Regions from separate parts of the Mus musculus genome. Here region 2 is linked to region 1. Evidence: chromatin loops called from intact Hi-C (ENCODE). Cell type or tissue: heart. All regions are shown on one strand. Links, peaks and the distances in the headings refer to the core of each region. The heading gives the core; the rest is flanking DNA.

Region 1 (2,825 bases), core at 270-2,769:
AGTGTTTGCATTAACTATCACTCACTGCAAATATAAGTATCACTGACCAAGGCTAAGATCAGCATTAGTGTATGCGTGTGAATACAAATATTTAGAAGGCAGTTCACTTAGCAAAACAGTAATAGTGGGTTCTTACAGGGCCCAAGGGTTTTCCTTAGGTTTATAGTTCCAGACATGGATTTCCTCCTATGGAGCAGGTCTCAATTTCAATCAGAAAAAGGTTAGTTAACTTCATAACTATAAGGTGGGAATGGTAGCTTGCAGGGTTAAATGCTGGATAAGAGCATGGATGGCTTTTCCCCCCGTGGCGTGCCTTCTGACACTATGAAACTCACCAGCAGGGAAGAAGTTTCCAGGTCAGTTCTTCTTGGTTTCTCTGTGTTCTGCAACCAATGTATGTGATGCTTGTAGCAATAAGATCTTATTGGTTGCTCTAGTGGGCAACTGAGAATAATGGGAAAGGGAGATTTTCAGTTGATAATCATTTCTGTTCAGGAACAACATTATCTGCTACCACTCATGCAGGGTAGTTCTGGCCAAACTTTCTATATTTAAAATTATATATTTTAACCAGTAAATAAGATAGAAAATTCCACATGGGTTTTCCATGCGTATTTTGTTTTGGTGAATCCCTCCCCTACCCTCCTGTTTTTCTCATACCTCTTCCTCATTCTCACTTAAATCTTTCTGTCATGACGTGCTTTTTCCACTCATAGTGGAAATTCAAACTCAGTTTCTTATGCTGTACAGTTGGCCTTTACTGAGTATCTCCGAAACTTCTGCAGATTAGAAGAGGTGGTCTGATCCAGCCTCCAGAATTAGTCATATTTAAATATTTAGACTATTTAAATTTTCTATTATGCACTTTGTATGCATTTACAATGAGACTGGCTTATATTTTTCCTCTTACACAGTCCCTTTTGGTTTTAGTATCATTATTATGTTAATCTCATATTAAGAGTTTTCAACCTGTATCTGTGAGATAAGCTTCTATATATGGCCTGGAAATTATAACTCTGTAGGGTATAACTCTGTAGGTTTGTAGGTTTGAAATCCTGTGTGACATTGATTCTCTTTTGGAAGTGGTGTGTGTGTGTTGTTCTACTTAAATTTTTAGAAAGCCTTTTCACATTGTAAGATAGATAGCTTTTGTGGTGAAAAATATAACTTTAAATTTTTAAATTTTTATTTAATCTGTATGGGTGTTTTGATGGTATGCATGCCTGTGCTTCACATTCTTGCAATGTCAGTAGAAGCCACAAGAGGGCACCAGATCCCTTCATAATAGACTTACAAATGGTAGTGAGCTGCCCTGTGAATGCTAGGAATCAAACCCTGATCCTCTACAAGTGCTCCTAACCACTGAGCCTTATCTTCAGTTCATGAAACATTAATTAAAAAATCTGAGAGTTTTAAATTGTGTTGCAGTAAGACCTACATTTTTTTTTGAATATGAGTTTTTGTGGCATAAGTAGAAAACCTTATTCCACATGAGCTTGAATTCAAATAGGTTGTAAGGTCAATTGTTTCTTCTTATTCTTATTTACTCTTATTGTTATTGTGCATGTGGAAAAGCATGGGTGTGGAGGTTGAGAAGTTTTCCATTTGCTCTTCCTCTTCCACCATTATGTGGGTCCTGAGGCTGAACAGAGATGGTCCGGTCATACGGTGAGGGCCTCTACTCACCGAGCCTTTCTTATTCCTTTGGTGCAGATATACTTTTAATTGTGTGAAGATTTGGGGGTGAGGCATATAAAAGGCCTTTGCTGAGTTGCTTGCTTGCTTTACTTTTCTTCCTTCTGAAGTCTGGTTGTTGTGGTGGCTACCAAAGCAATTCATGTCATATTAATGTTTGGCAATATTTTCCAGATGATTCAGAGTTATCTTGGAGTCGGAAACTTTGGCTGTATGTATTCTGAATGACTTGGTAGTTCTGAGGCCTTTGTGAGTTTTTGCTTAGGCTGTGCTTGAAGTAGGCACTGCAGACTTGAGGGTGCAAGCCAGTTCTTTAAAAATATTCTTTGAAAATTTCATATGTGTATACAGTGCATTTTAATAAATAATATCTACTCTACTCTCCCCTTCAATGCCTTCCTCTCCTTCCTCATATCTCTCTCCCAGGTCATAATTTTCTTTTAAAAAATAACCCACTAAGTTCAATAAGTTCTACCCATATATGCATGGATGTGGAGATATCCACCAGAGCATGTGCAAACTTACCAGGGGCCACCCTGTCAAAGAAATGTGGCCTTTCCTCTTCAGCAGACATCACCTGCCAAACCTCCTCAGTTAGGGGTGAGATGTTGTTGCTGTGTGCTATGAGTGCCCTGCTCCTGTCATGTGCACAACACAATATGTATTTCACAGCAATCTCCCATAACCTCTTCCGAACCTGTGATGGGAGAAAGAGTGTGATATAGACGTCTCATAGAGGACTGAGCCCTGACTGAGCTCTCAACCTCATGAGTCTCAGTTGAACGGGGTGATTAAAAGTAAACAAATCCTAACACTGCATGAAGTGTAATGCAGAGGTGCAGAGAGGGAAGCAGGCATGGGCTCCTAGTGTGTGCTGTTATACCACAGACTATTCCCCTTGAACCTGGTTAGCTCTGTCATATTTCTTGATGACAGAATACAGTACAGATAACATCACAACTTTGCTTCATATTTTCAATCTCTTTACTCCTTTCCCATACATTCTGAGAAACCTGTTTGCTTTTATTAATATCTTCCCAGCTGCATCTATTGTTCCCTTTATGAACTTCCCAGCTCTAACTGATTCCTTTCCCATCCTTCTTCCAAACTCTCCTAATGGAGCATTAGCA
Region 2 (2,825 bases), core at 109-2,608, 240 kb after region 1:
CCCACTGTTGTAAGCCCAGGGTATCACTGCAGCAGCCCTGTGCTGGGACCCTCAGTAATAATGATCATAAAGGGAATCAGATAAAGAAAACAAGATGCTGATGAGGTGGAAGGAACAAGCAGCCAGGAGGAAGAAGTGCTGGTGAAATCACAAGGGCTGGTCAGAGTGTGGCTTACATCCCAGGTCCAGGAGTACTACACTGACTGTAATAGTGTGGCTTACATCACAGGCCCAGATGTCTGCACTAATGGTAGTGGTATGGTTTATATCACAGGCCTGGGAAGACCAAGTAACTTTATGCTCATCCTAGTCTCATGAAGTGAGGCTCTACACAAATGCTACAAATCTTGGCTGCTGCAGCCTCAGAAACAGTGTATAGGTTCTTGGTTTGTTAAATAAGGCCAAAAAGCTTTTGCTTTGTTGTTAGGAATGCTAAATGTTCACATCTTAGAACCAATCCCTTTGTGCTGTGAATCATGGCTTTACTCAAAATAAAGCTCATTATGGTATCATAAATGACTAGCTCATTCCCTCAGATTACCTGGAAATAGAGCTTAATTGCCCAACCAATAAAATATCTTATGAAGGTACTTTCTTACCTTCCTCTTTAAGAATTATTCAGTGAGTGATGTCATATAGTCCTAATTTCAGATTAGGCAAGTCAGTGAGATGAAGTTTTGGCAAGACCCAGCTCCAACAGATGATGTTAACTCCAGAAAACAAACACATTTCCATCAAATACATTCAAAATACACATTTCACAAGCTTTGTAGCTAAAAGAGCCTCTACACCACTGCTCCTCAATGTGTGGGTTGTAACCCCTTGGAGGGGGTGGTATTGAACAAACGTTTCACTGGGGTCACATATCAGATATCCCACATGCTAGATATTTGCTATTATCATTTTATATTACTATTCTTAAAAGTAGCAAATTTATAGTTATGAAGTAGCAACAAAAATAATTTTACAGCTGAAGGTCACCACCACGTGAGGAACCGCATTAAAGGGTAGCAGAGTTAGCAAGGTTGAGAACCAGTGCTTTGTATGAAATGCTGGCTTGCTGCTAGGAAGACTCGTCATTCCTAACTCCACTCGTTTAATGCTGGCTGTCTTCTCATAAGAGTTAATTGATGTTCTTTAATGCTTAACAACCATGGTACTTGTTATGCTTTCTGAAGAGAAAGAATGCATACTTGGTTTTTAAATTATGCACCTAGAGTAAGCATGGTTCCAACGGTTTTCGTCTTTACTGTGGTCTCCCTTTAGGCATCCAATGATGCTATGGCTGGAGCCTGCAGTGAAGGGGAGGGAGAAAAAGAACTGCTTCATTTCACACACAAATAAAAGCCTCTACTGTAATGATTTTCTTATCTGAGCCCATTTACACCCACAGCCTATCTATGGAGTAGGCTCTTTTTGTGAATGCAGCTGCCTGAGTCTCTGGAGAAAAAGCATACTGGAAGTTAGGACAATCCCTCCCACTAGGAGGCAGCTCAGCCTGCAAGGTGGAGATCTGGCTTAGTCTCTGTCTAGTAGCAGCCCTGGTTCCTAGCCCAGAGCTTCAGCTTCAGGTTCTGCTCAGCACTGGTGTGAGCTGAAGCTAGAGAAATCCTCCAGGCCTCCTGGGGACTCTACAGAGAAGACCAGCAAAGACAGCCCATCGCCAAAACTGGCCTTCCACCTTCACTAGAAAACAGTCAAGCCTACTTAGTAATGTACAGTTGAAGTCTCTTCATGCTGTAGTGTCAGGATGGGGGGACCCATGACAAGACACTGAATGGATTATAGAAGCAGAATATCTATTTACTACCTTTTATAACCAGAGATCAGATGAATCCTTAATCAATCAACCAACCATGCAACAATCAACCAATATTGCCAATTTTTGTTCTAGAGGCACATGGATGAATGGTCACTACATATCTGCCTCCCACAGCAAGCAAATATTATCCACGTTCACATTAAATATTGCTATTTCTATGTCTCAGGATGTAGGTTCTCTAGAGTCTCTTCCTTTGGGAGCATCTTCATGGGCAACTCATGGTGGAATACAGGGCTATTGCCATGTACCTCACGAGACCATTCGGACTTTCTCCGACAGGAACAGCATCCCTGTTTGCAGTGCTATGACTTGCTGTCTGTTGCCTGTGTGCTTTCACATAGATGTAGGAACAGAGACAGAGATTGTCACACTTTCTGCCCAGGGCTGCCTTTTAGATCCTTGGGCACGTGGAGGCTGTGGCTGAGATGGAGTCACAATAATTTCCCACCTCATGGTTTCTGCATGGAAGTGGGTGACACGAGTGAAGAAGAACCTGACCTTGTTGTCAGTGGAACAGAAGGGGGAGTGGTGTTTTCTGACATGAAGTAACCTGTGGAGAGGGCGTGTAATTCTGAGCCCTTATTCCAACAGTGCAAGCCATTCCGGTTTGCCCAGGTGCTCTATCTTTTGTCAAATCAAGAGTTCAAGCCCTGATGGGTAGGGAGGCAGGGTGCGATGCTTTGTTGATAATGGTTTGATCACAGTTGCTTTGGGTTCTCAGGTGTATTAGAGAATGGACTCTCAAAGGAACTGACTGGCTATTTGGTCCATTCTAGGGTGGGGGAGTGGCATGAACAAATCCCGAAAGCCAGACTGTTTTATGATGTGCAGAGGAGTATGGGCATTCTCCCTGCTGCCATAGCAACTAAGAGGTCAGACATTGGCTTGGAATTAAGCTGGAAGGTAGAGAGTCCTTGCCCTGCTCTGAGAACTCATGGGTTGATTTTGGTCAGCAGACACATTTTGGTCCATGAATCTTTGATAGTTCCGAAGTTAAATGTAG

What was found. A loop is a pair of places that touch in the nucleus more often than their neighbours do. Peaks named below come from ENCODE experiments on the same cell type or tissue, not always from the same donor. Only the 100,000 strongest peaks of a DNase experiment are listed, where the experiment ranks them.
Region 2: it touches region 1 in a loop (2.5-fold over the local background); 3 of 42 quality-filtered maps call a loop at or near these places.

Annotation. Positions count from the first base shown.
Region 1 is chr14:18,165,678-18,168,502 of GRCm38, reverse strand. No RefSeq gene overlaps it. Among named protein-coding and RNA genes, the nearest start is that of Nr1d2, 72 kb to the left of the region's middle. In heart, for the core only: a CTCF peak has its summit at 1,256 (motif pointing right); no DNase peak of the experiment used is centred there.
Region 2 is chr14:17,926,343-17,929,167 of GRCm38, reverse strand. The region is part of intron 3 of Thrb (thyroid hormone receptor beta); the gene reads right to left. Among named protein-coding and RNA genes, the nearest start is that of Thrb, 270 kb to the right of the region's middle. In heart, for the core only: a CTCF peak has its summit at 1,486; no DNase peak of the experiment used is centred there.